2 separate regions of the Mus musculus genome follow, and region 1 is linked to region 2. The links are chromatin contacts, found by Hi-C or POLR2A ChIA-PET in ENCODE. All regions are on one chromosome and are shown on one strand. The core of a region is the stretch at or near the end of the contact, and the rest is flanking DNA. Distances in the headings are between cores, read along the strand shown. Region 1 holds the start of Ankrd26 (ankyrin repeat domain 26). Region 2 holds the start of Zfp248 (zinc finger protein 248).

Region 1 (7,399 bases), core at 3,907-6,406, 110 kb after region 2:
ACAAATACTAATGCCCGGGGGAATCTATTCGATGAAATCAAAATAAAACAAATCTCACAGATCTCAAAAAAAGAAGCATCCCAAAACATGAGGCATCAACGATACAATTCGAGAAGACCTGCCCCATGACAGATAACAGTCAAGATGTCAAAACACCAACTGACCTCAGGGGCAAACACAGCAGATCTCTCATCAGGAGAGCCATCTGCATATAGAGAACAATATTATCTCAAGCCCCTAAAGTAAGTAACTGCCAACTCTTGTGCTATCTCCAGCAAAGCTATCATTTATAGCTACCTGAGACCTAAGAACACTTCACAACACACACACACACACACACACACACACTAAGGCAATTCACAACAAGCAAGCCACCACTGTAAAATACAAGAGCCTGCCAAGATGGTTCAGTGGGTAAAAAAAAAAAAAAAAAAAAAAAAACCAAGTACTTGCAGATGACTTGATCCCACAGTGAGACGAGGAAACGGACTCCCAGATTTCATAAAAGGAGCAAAGGAAAGCTATCATGTCCAAAACAATAGAACAACAAACTCATAAAATTAACGGGACGATAAATAAAAGAACAAACAGTAATCTGACCAGAGAGAACCAGAATTAGGATGGGCGTGAAGGTCAGATTCTGATAGGATAACAGTGAGTGATGTCAACACCCTACTCGCATCTTTAGATAGCTCATTCAAATCAGAATTCAAAGAAGAAACCTCAGAGTCAAACTATGCCACAGACCAAATGCGCTTAAGCGATCTTCACGCAACAGTTCTTACAACAGGTATGGAATACACGCCTGTCTCAGCAGCCTCTCCGAGCTTCTCTAAAACACACCACATCCTAGACCACAAATCAAGTCTAACATATGCAAAAAGGACCAAAATCACTTCTTGTATTACTATAGTGAAAGAAAACTAGAAATCAAAAGCAAAGAAGCCACATAAATATCAGGAGATGGAAGAAATCAGGGAGCAAATGTAAAAGGTCCTGGAATGAAAGGAAAATGAAAGGTGACCTCTGGGTCGCAGAGGAGGATCCAGGAGGAACGTTTATAGCTGTTTTAACACTGAAAAGTCAGAGAGCTCTTAGATAAATAGCCTAGCAATGGACCTCACAGTCTTAGGAAAAACAAACAAACAAAAAAAACCTAACACAACAGCAGTAGAAGGCAAGAGGGTCCCTGGAAGAGGAGTTAGGGATGATTGTGAGCCACCAGGCAGGTGCTGGGAACAGAACTCGGGTCTTTTGTAAGTCAGCAAGTGCTCTTAACCTCTGAGCTATTTCTCTAGCCCTTAAAACATCTAACTTTTCTAAAAGGGTAAAAAGGACATTTTTTAAAATGCAATTGGTTTGGGAGGCAGGGGGAGAGATGGGTCAGCAGGTGAAGGTTCTCACTGCTAAGCCCTTCAACCCGAGTTCAACCCTGACACCCGGGCGGGCAACTCCCTAAAGCTGTCCTCTGCTCTCTGCACGTCCACTGTGGCGCACAGGCACCTCCTACCCCTACAAATAAATAAATGACCGCAGTAAGAAGAAAATAAGACACTGGCTTGATCAGCGAGATCCTGACTGGTGTATGGATTACCTTTATCACAGCCACAGTACCTTAAAGGGGCAATTCTATTCAATCTTACATTCTAACCAATGGATTCAAACATTACTTAGATCCCGAGACCTCATGATCTGAGCATTTCTGAACACATTCCTATAAAATACACAGCAGTGTTTTCTCAGTCCAGTCAGGGTGACAAGAATGACCTTCACGATGTGTCTCTGTGTCTTTGGTGATTTTGGAAAGAAAGATGCCGTTATACCTTGTTTTTGGCTTCTATGTTTGCATTGTGTGCGAGCAGTTTGGCTGCCATGGACGTGTTCTCACTGTAGACCGCGTAGTGGAGGGCGGTGTTGCCGCTGCTGTCCATCACATTTGGATCGGCCCCGTGGTCCAGCAGTATGGCTGCACATTCTTCCTCCTGGCACTGCACGGCCTGGTGTTAGTGCATCAAGGAGAAAATCATCAGCTTAGGGATTCAAAATACACACATTGTCGGCTTTACTTATTACTATATTTAAATCAAATCGAGGTCTTTTATGCCCCAAGTGTTTAAATGAGACGCAATTCAGCCAGAAGTGCTGGCTGCTGGTACCTTAATGAGGGCCGTGCTGCTCTCGCTGTCACGGGCATCTATCTCACATTTTCTCTCTACTAAGAGAGTCACCACTTCTGGGTGGCCGTAAGCACAGGCAAGATGTAGAGCAGTCCTGTGAAAACCAGAGCACATCTTAGGAAAACTACATAGTATCATCTAAAAATACATTTCATGAAATGTAGAACGCTATGTTATATCTTCTTTCAAAACAAGTATTTTTCTGCAGACAACAGTACATTCTTGAAAATACAACCGTGTGTGTGTGTGTGTGTGTGTGTGTGTGTGTGTGTGTGTGTGTTTTGCAGCAGAGACTTTTGCTAAGCAAACAATTACTGAGTTACATTCCTAGCCCAGAGCAGCCAATTTGCAAAGAAGTGTATATATCCTTTGGATGTGGCTTGGACTTGGGTATAAACATGGCTTTAAGGTCTGCTGCTTACTAGTCATCACTTAGCCTTTCTCTGGACAAAGGCATTGGCCACAAAAGCCCAACAACCTCAATACACTCCCTAAATCCTATGTTAAAAGGAGAACTGACTCCTGAAAGTTATCTGGCTTCCACAAGCACAGCATGGCATACACACATCTTCACTAACACACACACACACACAGACACACTCTCATCTATCTATCTATCTATCTATCTATCTATCTATCTATCTATCTACCTACCTATCTATCATCTATCTCTCTTAAGAATATTAAAAAGAAAGAAAATAGAGCGACAGCCCTGGCCACAAGGCGAGCCTGCAGTTCTTGTGTATGTGTGCATGGGTGAGGGGCAGGTATGACAGGGGACAGATAAAGAGATGAGAACTGGGGATGGAAAGGACTAACAGTATACCAGCAAACCCCAGGCTATGAATACAAAAGAATAAACCATATTTGAACCAATGGGGTGGGTGGGGGAGATCCCCTGAATAACACTACTGTTTGTCTGAGTGAAACACATCTCACTAAAGCCACACAAACTAAAGGATGGAAGCAGACGTACTTCCCCTCCCACCCACGATACAAAGCAACATAAAAATCAGTGCATCTACTGGGAAGCCCTAAGCAACACCAGCTTCAGCAGGAACACTGCTCTCATCTATCTATCTATCTATCTATCTATCTATCTATCTATCTATCTATAACACACATATATACTAATATATATACATATGTGTGTATATATATTATATATATACATACATACTGTGAACACTTTGCAAGTATACAGTCCCTTTATCCTCAGATTTTGTTCAATGGGTCTTGAGAATGCTTCATTTTAAAAAGCTCAATGTTAGAAAGTATCCTGAGGATACACTACAAACCTGCATTCAATCACCAATACACGGATACATACACGGGTGTGTACACACACACTCACACACACTCACACACACAGTGGTTCTGCAGTCGTTCCTCATCTCTTTGTTTTGTTTTGGTACTTTTCTCACTGTGTTTTCTTTTAGTGTTTAACTTATATTCTATCAGGGATTTATTTTAGTGACATAGAAATGTTGCTAGTTTTCTCCAAACAAGTCAACAACCATTTCATTCCTAAGTGTTTGTTCCCTACTAACTGGGGTGTCACCAGAATCAACTTCTAAATTCTTTTTTGGTTTTTTTGTTTGTTTGTTTGGTTGGTTGGTTTTTTCGTTTTGTTTTGTTTTTTGAGACAGGATTTCTCTGTGTAGCCTTGGTTGTCACGGAGCTCACTCTGTAGACCAGGCTGGCCCCGAACTCAGAAATCCACCTGCCTCTGCCTCCCAAGTGCTGGGATTAAAGGCATGAGCCACCACTGCCCAGCAATATCTAAATTCTTACATATACTTGATTGGATATGTTCTGGGTTTTCTATTCCACCCTGCTCACTGCTGTGTCTCTTTGGCTGCTAGTAAACGACTGACTTGTGAAAACTAGTAGTTTTATCCTTTAGAAAGTTTTTTTTTTCTCGTCTCATCACAAAATCAAAAGCAACATAAGAAACTCAAAATTGTTAAAACGCTGACGGTCGGGTTTGGCTTACGTTAAATTGATCAGGATATTCAGAGTTCGAGTTCTGGGAATTACCAATCTTTGACTCGAGAATATGGAACTATTTTCCCACTTCAAAATGCAGTAAAAACAAACCAACCAACCAAAACCATTCACACAGGTGTACGGCAGTGATAAGATGGATCCTGTATGTTAGTGGAAGAATTTTTAACCTTGAACAGAAACATTTCTCCTATTATGTATTTCTACAACATAAAACTTTCTTATATGTATGCAGAAAGTTAAAATGTTAGTTAACTCGCTTTACATTGCCAGTGAAGGGAACTGTCAGTGGATCAGAAACCAGCTGAAGTGTTTTTTGTTGCTGTCCTTGCTGTTCATACAGGTCAGGGCTTAGACCCCACTAAGACTTAGGCATTCAAAGCCAGGTGGGAAGAGTCAAGCTTCCTTAATGAAAGATAGACTCTCTGTCTTCCAGCCCCAAAGCCAGACAAGGTAGGTGCACGCTCCCCCACCAGCTTCGTCCCGCCCCGCTAACTGGCGGGCCATTTATTACCTGTCCTTCTTGTCTCTATCGTTCACGCCACTTTTTCCAAGGATAAGGATATGCTGCACTTTGGCTACATCTCCCACGCTTGCAGCCTTGTGGATCTTGCCCATATCCTTGTCGTGAATATGGTACCTGGGCACGTGGGAGCCACTAGCACTCTCGCGTCCAAAGCCCACGCAGTTGCTGCGCGGGCGGGCAGAGGGGCCTAAGGGCGATGGGCCCTTACTCCTGAAGCCAAAAATCTTCTTCATGGCAGAGGGTACGCCCCTCACAGGCACCTTCTTCCCCGCGCAACGTTGGCTGACAACACAACGCAGCTAGGGCACTTATTGAAAAGCCGGCCTAGACGCACGGGATCCCACCGGGAAAGACGCTGCATGGCCCGGCAGGTTTTTAAAGCACAATAATCGCCAAGCCGAGCTGCAAACTAGCAACCCGCGCCTTCTTGCTGCCGCGCATGCTCACACAGGCCCAGCAGCGACCAGTGCCCAGCACGCGTGCGCACGGCCAGGCTCCGCCTTCTTTGCTGTTCAGGAGGTCAGGGCGCTGCAACCTAGCGGGTTCTCTAACCCGGGGTTTAAGGCGGAGGTGGGCAGTGTGTTGTTTCCAGAGGCCCGGGTTAGCCTCGGTTTGGGCGTGATCGCTGCAAGGCTTCAACAGGAATGGGGGTCGCTCAGCAGCGTGGAACCCAGACCCAGTACTCCAGGACTGCGGGCATTGAGGGCGCCTGGCAGATGGGCGCAGAACCTTCTGGAGTCCGGCCTCCCTGCTTAGCTTTGGCCTTGTGTTTCAGTGGCAGTTAAACCTGTTGGGGAGCAAACCTATTGGACTCTAGGTAGGCGATAATCAAAAAGTAAACTACAAACAGCATGGATGGAATCGTGGCGTGGAAGAGTAAGGGAAGAGATTTTGTTAAGCTAAGTAGTTTGGGAATTAGTGCAATAAATGATCGTGTTTCACAGCCTAAAGAGTCAGTATATGAGTTAGACAAGCTGATGGGAGGTAAGAAGAAAAGGTTGTCTGCATTTGGGATCTGAATGAAACGATATGATGTGTGTAAATTTTTGGTTTTGGACCTGGAAAAAGTAATACTTAGTAAGCAGTTTTCCAGTGTAAGTGTTCACCTTGACGTTTTAAATTGTTAATAAATTTTGTCAATCTAAAGCCACAACTCACCTCAAAGGGAATAAAATACCGTTCGTGCCTAATAGGACCTCCAGTGGCCGCAGGAACTACCTCAAATTCAGGCTACCTCAAATCCTGTTTCATGTTCCAATTTTAATAGAAACGACAACAAATCAACCCACTTTTCAGATACGTCGGTGGGTACGTCAGGTAAGTGGGTTTTGTGTTAACACCCCTCAGATGGCAGTTGATGAATTTCTTACCCCCTTTGGCTGATGGAAGCTAGGAGTCCCAGTGGACATTCCAAAGGCTTTACCTCCTGGACATAAAGAAGCTAGGTCCCACGCACAGGAGAACACGATGGCTCAATGTGATTTGCTTCTGGACTTGCAACGTTCAAAACTTGCTACGGCAGTAGTTCAGATCAGTCAGTTCCTATGGTACAGCTTCTTTTTTTTTTTAATTTTTAATTTTTTATTAGATATTTTCTTTACATTTCGAATGTTATCAGCTTTCCTATCCTACCCCCTCCCCCTGCTCCCCAACCCACAGGAATCCCACTTCTGCAGTGTGGATCTGTAATACATGCTGTACTCAATGGAATGATTCCACAGGTTTTTGATTTGACTATATCTTTTGTAATAAAAATTGAAATAAATTCTATTGCTAATTTTATCTTTGTGTGTGTGTGCGCGCATGTGTGTGCATGTGTGCCTCTGTGTGTGTGTGTGTAAAACAGAATCTCACTCTAGCCTATGCTACCCTTGAACCTTAATGATTCTCCTGCCTCCGCTTTGGAAAGCTGGTGTTTTGGGTGTAGACCACTGCCCCTGCTTTCTGTCTCTCTATCACACTGCTCTGGGCTTTGCTCTGGGTCCATTTAACTATTAGCTAGTTATTCTCTGCATTTTGACCAGCTGTAGATTGCTTTAGTAACCTCCACCTGTTGCAAAAAGAAGCTTCTTTGGCAAGGGGTGAGACTTACACTCATCTGTGGGTACAAGGACAAGTATTTAGAACACAAGTACAGGGGATTGGAGCTATGGCTCAGCCGATAGAGCACTGACTGTCCGGCACCCATGTGATGAAGACTAGCATTGGTCGGTTGTACAAGTTCCAGGGGACCTGATGCCCTCTTCTACCTTTCATTGGCTCTGCATATATGTGGCACATAGACAGGCATGCAAATGGGACATTCATACACATAACATAGAAACCTCAAATGTAAAATTATACTAAAGTTAGACATAATAGTGCCTTAGGAAACTGGCAGTAGTGGACCATAGGGTCCCCAACCCCAGCTGATACATTACAACAAATCCCCTATATACCCAAGCCCCAGAGACTCCATGGAAGGCTAGAGGGTAGAATGATTGTTAGAACAAGAGGACTCATTAGTGTCTTCTGGATATGAGAGGAGAGTACACCCATAAAACCTCATCAAGGCAGTTGAGACAAGAACTGCCTTTTGAAGCTCAGCATTATGCGTGTGTGTGTGTGTGTGTGTGTGTGTGTGTGTGTGTGTGTGTGTAAAACAAAGTAGACAAGATGAATTTGAAAGGGAGTGAGGAGGACATGGGAG
Region 2 (7,369 bases), core at 4,156-6,655:
ACCTCCACATAAAACCAGATATACTGAAACTAATAGAAGAGGAAGTGGGAAAGAGCCTCAAACACATGGGCAGAGGGGAAATTTTCCTGAACAGAACACCAATGGCTTATGCTCTAAGATCAAGAATTGACAAATGGGACCTCATAAAATTGAAAAGCTTCTGTAGGGCAAAGGACACTGTCAATAGGACAAAGCAGCAACCTACAGATTGGGAAAAGATCTTTACCAACCCTACATCCAATAGAAGGTTAATATCCAAAATATACAAAGAACTCAAAAAGTTATACTCCAGAGAACCAAATAACCCTATTAAAAATGGGGTACAGAACTAAACAAAGAATTCTCAACTGAGGAATACTGAATGGCTGAGCAGCACCTAAAAAAATGTTCAACATCCTTAATCATTGGGGAAATGCAAATCAAAAAAACCCTGAGATTCCACCTCTCACCAGTCAGAATGGCTAAGACCAAAAACTCAGGTGACAGCAGATGCTGGCAAGGATGTGGAGAAAGAGGAACACTCCTCCATTGCTGGTGGGATTGCAAGCTGGTACAACCACTCTGGAAATCAGTCTGGCGGCTCCTCAAAAAATTGGAAATAGTTCTACCTGAGGACCCAGCTATACCACACCTAGGCAAATACCAAAATGATGCTCCAACATACCACAAGGACACATGTTCCACTATCTAAGTTCATAGCAGCCTTATTTATAAATGTCAAAGATGGAAACAATCCAGATGTCCCTCAACAGACGAATGGATACAGAAAATGTGGTAAATTTACACAATGGAGTACTACTCAGCTATTAAAAACAATGATTTCATGAAATTCACAGGCAAATGGATGGAACTTGAAAGTATCATCCTGAGTAAGGTCACCCAGTCACAAAAAAACACGCTTGGTATGTACTCACCGATAAGTGGATATTAGTCAAAAACAAGCCCGGGATACTCATGATACAACTCACAGACCATATGAAACCCAAGAAGAAAGAAGATCCCACCAAAGTGTAGATGCTACAATACTACTCAGTAGGGGTAAGAGAATAATCTCTGGGAAGTAGAGGGAGAGGGATCTGGGAGGGAGAGAGGAGAGGAAGGGAAAAAGGGGGGTCAGTGCAGATATGGGAGGAGATGGGGTGAAGTACAGAGGGTCGGGAATTTGAAAGTAGGTGTGTAGCAGTGAGGGAGGGGATATTGAAATACCACTTACTCAAGCTCCCCCCAATCCAAAAACTTCACCACACAGTCTACCAGAAAACCTGTGGGAAAACAAGCATTCTCACGCACAGTCAATGAGATTATAAATGGTCACGCCAAGACAGGCAGGCCCACAGAGCTGATCAAGTCCTGGGAACTCATGAACACAACTACATGAATTATACAATAAACACAAATGCGCACGTACATGAATTATACAATAAACACAAATGCGCACGTGCGCGTGTACACACACACACACAAACAGAGAGAGAGCTGTGAAAAAACAGCAGCAGTTTTGTTTTATTGATTTTTCTGAAACAGTGTCTCTCTTTGTAGCCCTGACTGTCCTGGAACTTGCTCTGTGACCAGACTGGCCTTGAACTCTAGAGTAATCCACCTGTCTCTGCCTCCTGAGTGCTGAGATTAAAGGCATCGCCCAGCTAGAACAACATTAGTTTAATAAATGTGTAGGTTAGACAGTTGGATATCCAACTGTTATGGGATTGTAACAAAAAGAGGAAAGGAGAGAGGTGGGGAGAGGGGGAAGGAGGCATGGAGGGGAGAGGGGGGAAGGGGAGGGGGAGAGAGAACGCACAGCAACAGTAATTTGTGCGTTGTCGGAGAATTCTGGCACACGCTGTGAACTGAAATAAGAAGTATGGAGGATGCAGTGTGCGGGCTTGCCCTCCAAAGATGGTCCCCAGAACAGCAGAACAGGATTCCGGCGTGAACTTATTAGAACTGCAGCATTCAGAGGGCACAGCTCAGGAGTGAAGCATCTGTCTGCAGAAATTCAGAAGCCCTCTGGGCTTGTGGTCCATGGCATCCCCAGCATTGGGACAGCAGAGGCAGGTCATGAGTTAATGGCCTGTCTGGGCTACAAAACAAGGGTTTGCCTTAAAAACTCAGGAGCAGGGGTATACCTCAGTACCAGAGCACTTGTTGAATGTATTCAAGGCCTCAGATATAATCTCTAAGGGAAAGAAGAAAAAGAGGAAGGGGGAAGAAGGTAGGAGGAGAAGGAGGATTGGTAGAGAAAAGGAAGGAGGAAAACAGGGAGATTCAGGGCTCCGTCTACATCTGCGCTCTCAGAACCGACGGTAAAGGGATGTTGCAGATTCAGAGGTGCAACCGAGCTTGAGAAGCTCCGAGATCAGATTTGTAAATATAAAAGGAAGGGATATATGAGAATAGCCATGCATATTCTAATTTAATAAGTAATTATTTAGTTTTATTTAAGTAGCTATTACAAAACTGAATAACGATGATAGAATGACCATGCATTCATATCTAGAATTGTTCCAGATTTTGCCAACTGACATAGTTACTTATAGAATACTTTTCATGCTCAGTGAGAATGTCTGGAGAGGATTAATGTCACCAGACCTACAGGACACAGAAAGGGTGAAGCAGGAAGGAGTAGACACTTCTGTATCTTTTGCATTAGCTTTTTTCATTGGCTCAGAATTTTAAAATTTTTATTAGAATATACTATTCTAAATGTTAGTATATTAGTAATTCAAAACCATTAAGAAAAAGAAAGAAGACACATGAGACCCACTGGTAAAACAAGGAATGGAGGGTCAAGGGTGAAAGAAATGTCTGGGGCAAAAAAAAAAAGACAAGTTCACATGGGCTGGTGAAAAATCAGTCAGGTGTGTGTGTGTGTGTGTGTGTGTGTGTGTGCGCGCGCAGGCTTGCGCATCTATATGTGTGCACATGTGTGTGTAGGCTTGTGCGTGTGTGTGCGCACCTGTGTAAGTGTACTTTTCGTTTTGTCTTATTTTCAATTTTTGGATTTTGTTGATGTTGACTCTTTTGATTTTTTGGCAGAGGAGAAGGAACATGAAGTTGGGTGTGGAGAATCTGGAAGGAGTTGAGGGAGGAAAGAATATGATAAAAATACATTGTATGAAAAGCAACTTATTTAAAAATAATAAAATAAATCTTTAAAACAGTCCACTGGCAAAACTACCAAATACTGCTGACAGTCAAGAAAGGCCATGACAGGAACATTTGCTGGCTGGCCTGGAAGGCAATTTGGTGGCCTTTTCTAGAACTGATTTGGGTGAATGGCAGTGAGGGGATATGGCCTTATTTTTCAGGTTGAATGTAAACAAGAAATGCATAAACATAAGCTGCCCACATGCAAATTGACCTAGACTTTAATGAGCTGGCTGAACATTTAGGACAGCTACGTTGAGAATACATAGGGCTGCAGATTCTGTCATCTCCTTTAGAGTCCGTTCCGGGAGAGCCAGAGCAGTCTACTCCAGCCTCGGTGTTAGGCTTGAACTAGTATCTGGTTTTAACAAGAAAGGATGATAGACAACAGATCACATTCACCTCCGTGCGACTACCAGAAAACACAGAGAAATTTTTGTCAGCCGATATTTCTGTGACTTTCAAAAGCTTCCACCCAATTCTGGCAACTGGCCCGATGCAAATTTTTACAGTGGCTGTAAACTTTTGCCTGATCTACTTTTTCACTGAAAAACAAAACAATCAACAAAATGGGAATAAATAAGCCAAAAAAACTCACCTGGGATTTGTTCATTTTCTGCTCTGAGTGGAGGAGGGAAAGCTGAGGGAGAAGGAAGAATGATGTCAGCAGAGACTTGGCCTGCCCTGCATGCAGCCACAAGCAAGGTGTTACTTCTTCAGGTGTGGCTCTAACATAAGTTGAGTTTAGATCCTTTGCACTGAATGAATGCAAACGCTTGTTTTCCCTTAGCACCCAACTTACAGGAGAATTAAAAACATGAGACAATCTTTTTAATTCAGCAAATGATAATCTAAAGGAGGAAAGGCTATGGGCTTGTCCGGACTGATGATCAAGGAAAATGAGGGAGTGCGGAGACAGCGGTGGGAATCAGGAGGTTTTGTTAAATCTAACACCATTAATCCCTTGAAGTCAGGTAAGTCAAGGAAATGAACGGGGCTTTTAAGGCAAGATAAAAATTTCAAAATGTATTTGCTTACATTCCAAGTTGCTTGCTTACAATTCTCAAAACGATCGCTTGATAAGAAACTTGCACCTCAAAGAGACAAAATATACAGCCATCTGCAGGCCCCGGTTGTGTCACTAAAAACCTGCAAGATGTTGAGATTCTCAGGACCCACCTACACTACTGTCCGATGGAAACATATGGCCATAATAGCAAGCGTGTCCCTACATGCCACCTTCACATGAGTCAAGAGTCTAAGGGACCGCCTCTCCACAGTTAACCAGGTAGGAGGGATGCATAAGATGTGGAGGTAGGGGCAGTGATAGCAATTCCGGACCTGTGAGCCTTTCACTCCCAATCGTTTTCCAAGAACTAGCATTCCATGTGCAGCCTGTATGCACCCATCTCTCTCAACTCCAGCTCACCTCTCTCCTTAAACTTGTCCCAGACTTTCGGCGAGCACACAGTCTTCCATGGTTTCAGGACACTGTCATTTTCACAAAACACATGAGCGAGAACCAAATTCAGAACTGGGATCCCGGGTGTGTGAGGGGGCAGGAGGTTTGGTGGCTAGCTAACCACTTTCCTCTTCCACTCCAAACACTGCGCCCTAGGGACCAGTCCAAAGGCCCCCTGCGAGGGTGGGCTCCCTAGTAGTAGCTTAAAAATAAAAAAAAAAAAGAAAAAGAAAAAAGAAAAGAAAAGAAAATTGCAGCAAGTATTCGTAATAGTCACACTGTGCACAAAAGGAAACCGAGTCTCGGGTAGGTTATTCTGTCCCAGTAATTCATTCACTCGGGACCTGGCTTACCCGCTCGCCCCCCACATCCCAGCATCTAGCCCCAGCAGCCAGAGAACGGATGCGTCACCGCGTCACGCTCGCGCCATGCGTGAGTCAACTCCTCAGGGTTCCGCCCAACCACCCCGCATCTTCCCCGCCTAGTGGGCAAAATGCGCAGGCGTAGCACGAGCTAGAGGCCCTAGATTAGCTCTGCAGAAGTGCGGGACTATCCGGATCCCGCAAGCCCGAGCCATGGAGTCCCAGCGCACCCCGGCGTTTCCCCATACAGCCCTCCACCCCGCTGGTCCCTGGTTGCTGCCAACAGCGACCAGGATGGCCCGAGCTCCCAGAACCCTCCGCCCTTGATGCTGTCTAAGGCTCACCCGCCGCTCCTGCAGTGCACCGTGCCGAAGGCCAGGAGTTGTTTCCCAGGAGGTACGCGAGGCCACGGATGGACCAGGAGCAGGACTGCAGTTTGCGCATGCGCAGAGGAAGGGGCGGTGCGCCCAACGGTGCTCGTAGTGGGGTCTCCACGTCCAGTGTTGGAAGAAGGACTGTTGCCTGGAAAACGGAGTCAGCTCCTGTCTCACTCTGTATTGTAAAATGATGCTGTTGAAGGCGTCTAGAAACCAGGGTTACTTTATGTAAGAAGTAAAGGTGTTTGCAGTGTAAACACGACCTTGTCAGACTCATTTCCCAGGATGGGACTTTCTGGTACACCGCGACAGTTTTCTGTATCTTTATTCTATCTAGCGCCAGCCTTCTGTCACTACCCTGGGGACTGGGGATCAAATTAATATATTTTCTACACTCAAAAAGAAGGAAAGATGTGTTAAAAATTATGTTGGAATGTCAACTGGTGTTGGAATAGTTCAGGACTTGGTCACTTTGCTGAGATTTCATAGGCGTGGCTTCCCTGTCCTAGCTACAAGACACAATCTCACATCAGACTTCCCTATCCTCTGGCTCTTAAAATCTCTACCAGGTCTTCTGCAGCATTGCTCGAGCCTTAGGTGGAGGAGTGTTATATCAGTTGGGCTGAGAACTCTTCCCTCAGTTGCTCACTGTATTTTGACAAGGTGTGTCCTTCGGTAATGGTCTCTAACTGCTGTAAAAAGAATGTCTTTGTTAAGGGATGAGAGCTACGCTTACCTGTGGGTATAATGATACGTATAGGGAATGTAGTTATGAATTGTGCTACTTTGGGACAGTGGCAGTGGTAGGGTTTCCTATAAGATTCATGATCTCACTAGCCTCGTGCTATAGGCCTCGCTTCTCTCCTGGCATCCCAAGATGAAGAATTGCAGACAATCAGCAACTACACACACACACACACACACACACACACACACACAGAGAGAGAGAGAGAGAGAGAGAGAGAGAGAGAGAGAGAGAGAGAGAGAGAGAATTAGTCTTCCCCAGGGGTGAGCCCCATGAGTTGTTGTCCAATACCAAGTGGTCAGTCAGTCCCCAAAGGCATACACCTGCAGGCAACACTGAGGGATGCAGAAGTTTCTATTTGTGTGTGTGTGTGTGTGTGTGTGTGTGTGTGTGTGTGTGTGTGTGTAAAAAGAGTGGTTAAAGAAAAAAGGCTGTGGAGAAAGGGGAGTTAGATATAGGGTAGAGGTAGAAGGGAGGACAGGGAAGGGGAAAATTATGTAATATTTTAACTAACTAATTAGTTTGTGAATGTGAAACAAATTTATATAAAATCCTGGAAAGTAGTCTAAACTAAAAGATCATCATCATGAATATTCTCTGGATAAAAGAGAGAGAAGCCACAACCCTAGTGCTGAATAGCATTAAAAGGATAGCTGCTTCTGCTGGGCCAGGCTGACCATCCCCAGAAAGATGTTGGTCTCTCGCTACATAGACAGTTCAAGGCCCACATGGGCTGCATGAACCTCAAATCTTAGGGGGAAAACAGATCAACATAGTGTTCACACATATTTAACTCAAGTGAGCAGATGATGTCTCTGAGGAACACTTATTATGAAAAGAAGTAAACTATAGGATTTATTCAACTCTCCCTTCTCCAGTGATTTTTCTATTTTTGCTCCAGGAACAAATCCAAAAATACCAGAAGTCCCTGAAGGCACCAAGCCTTCTTAGTCTCTCCCAGTTCATAATGGCTTCTCCATCCTGTCCTCCATTGCTTCAGGATACTTGAGATGAAGCATCTCATTGCTCTTGTTGGTTCATCCAGCGTTACCTACATTAGTATGAACTTGTGTATTTAGTTTGTTCTCGATGACTGTCATTCTGTCTACTTTGCTCCCTCCCCATCCTCCCTATAGGCTGATTTATTCTCTGTACTATATAGTTTTACCTTCCCCAGAATTCCAAATAAATACAAGTAGGTTTTAACGTGGCTTCTGAATTTGACTTCTTTTATGTACACCAAAATCATTTCAGAGCCATTCATGTTATTATTCAA

The links. A loop is a pair of places that touch in the nucleus more often than their neighbours do. ChIA-PET counts read pairs that join two places held with the same protein, here RNA polymerase II (POLR2A).
Region 1: a loop to region 2 is called in a map of T-helper 1 cell, with 2.0 times the contacts of the local background. The contact joins the promoter of Ankrd26 here to the promoter of Zfp248 in region 2. A Hi-C loop is called at or near these places in 1 of 37 maps with a recorded cell type or tissue (T-helper 1 cell). POLR2A ChIA-PET finds 5 or more read pairs at or near these places in 1 of 5 experiments (Patski).

The regions. Positions count from the first base shown.
Region 1 is chr6:118,557,115-118,564,513 of GRCm38, forward strand. It overlaps Ankrd26 (ankyrin repeat domain 26), which reads right to left and starts at 5,157. Exons shown (of 34, transcript NM_001081112.2): 1 at 4,699-5,157; 2 at 2,157-2,271; 3 at 1,824-1,997. The coding sequence starts at 4,943.
Region 2 is chr6:118,450,101-118,457,469 of GRCm38, forward strand. It overlaps Zfp248 (zinc finger protein 248), which reads right to left and starts at 5,406. Exons shown (of 6, transcript NM_028335.2): 1 at 5,316-5,406; 2 at 4,577-4,811; 3 at 3,746-3,787. The coding sequence starts at 3,760.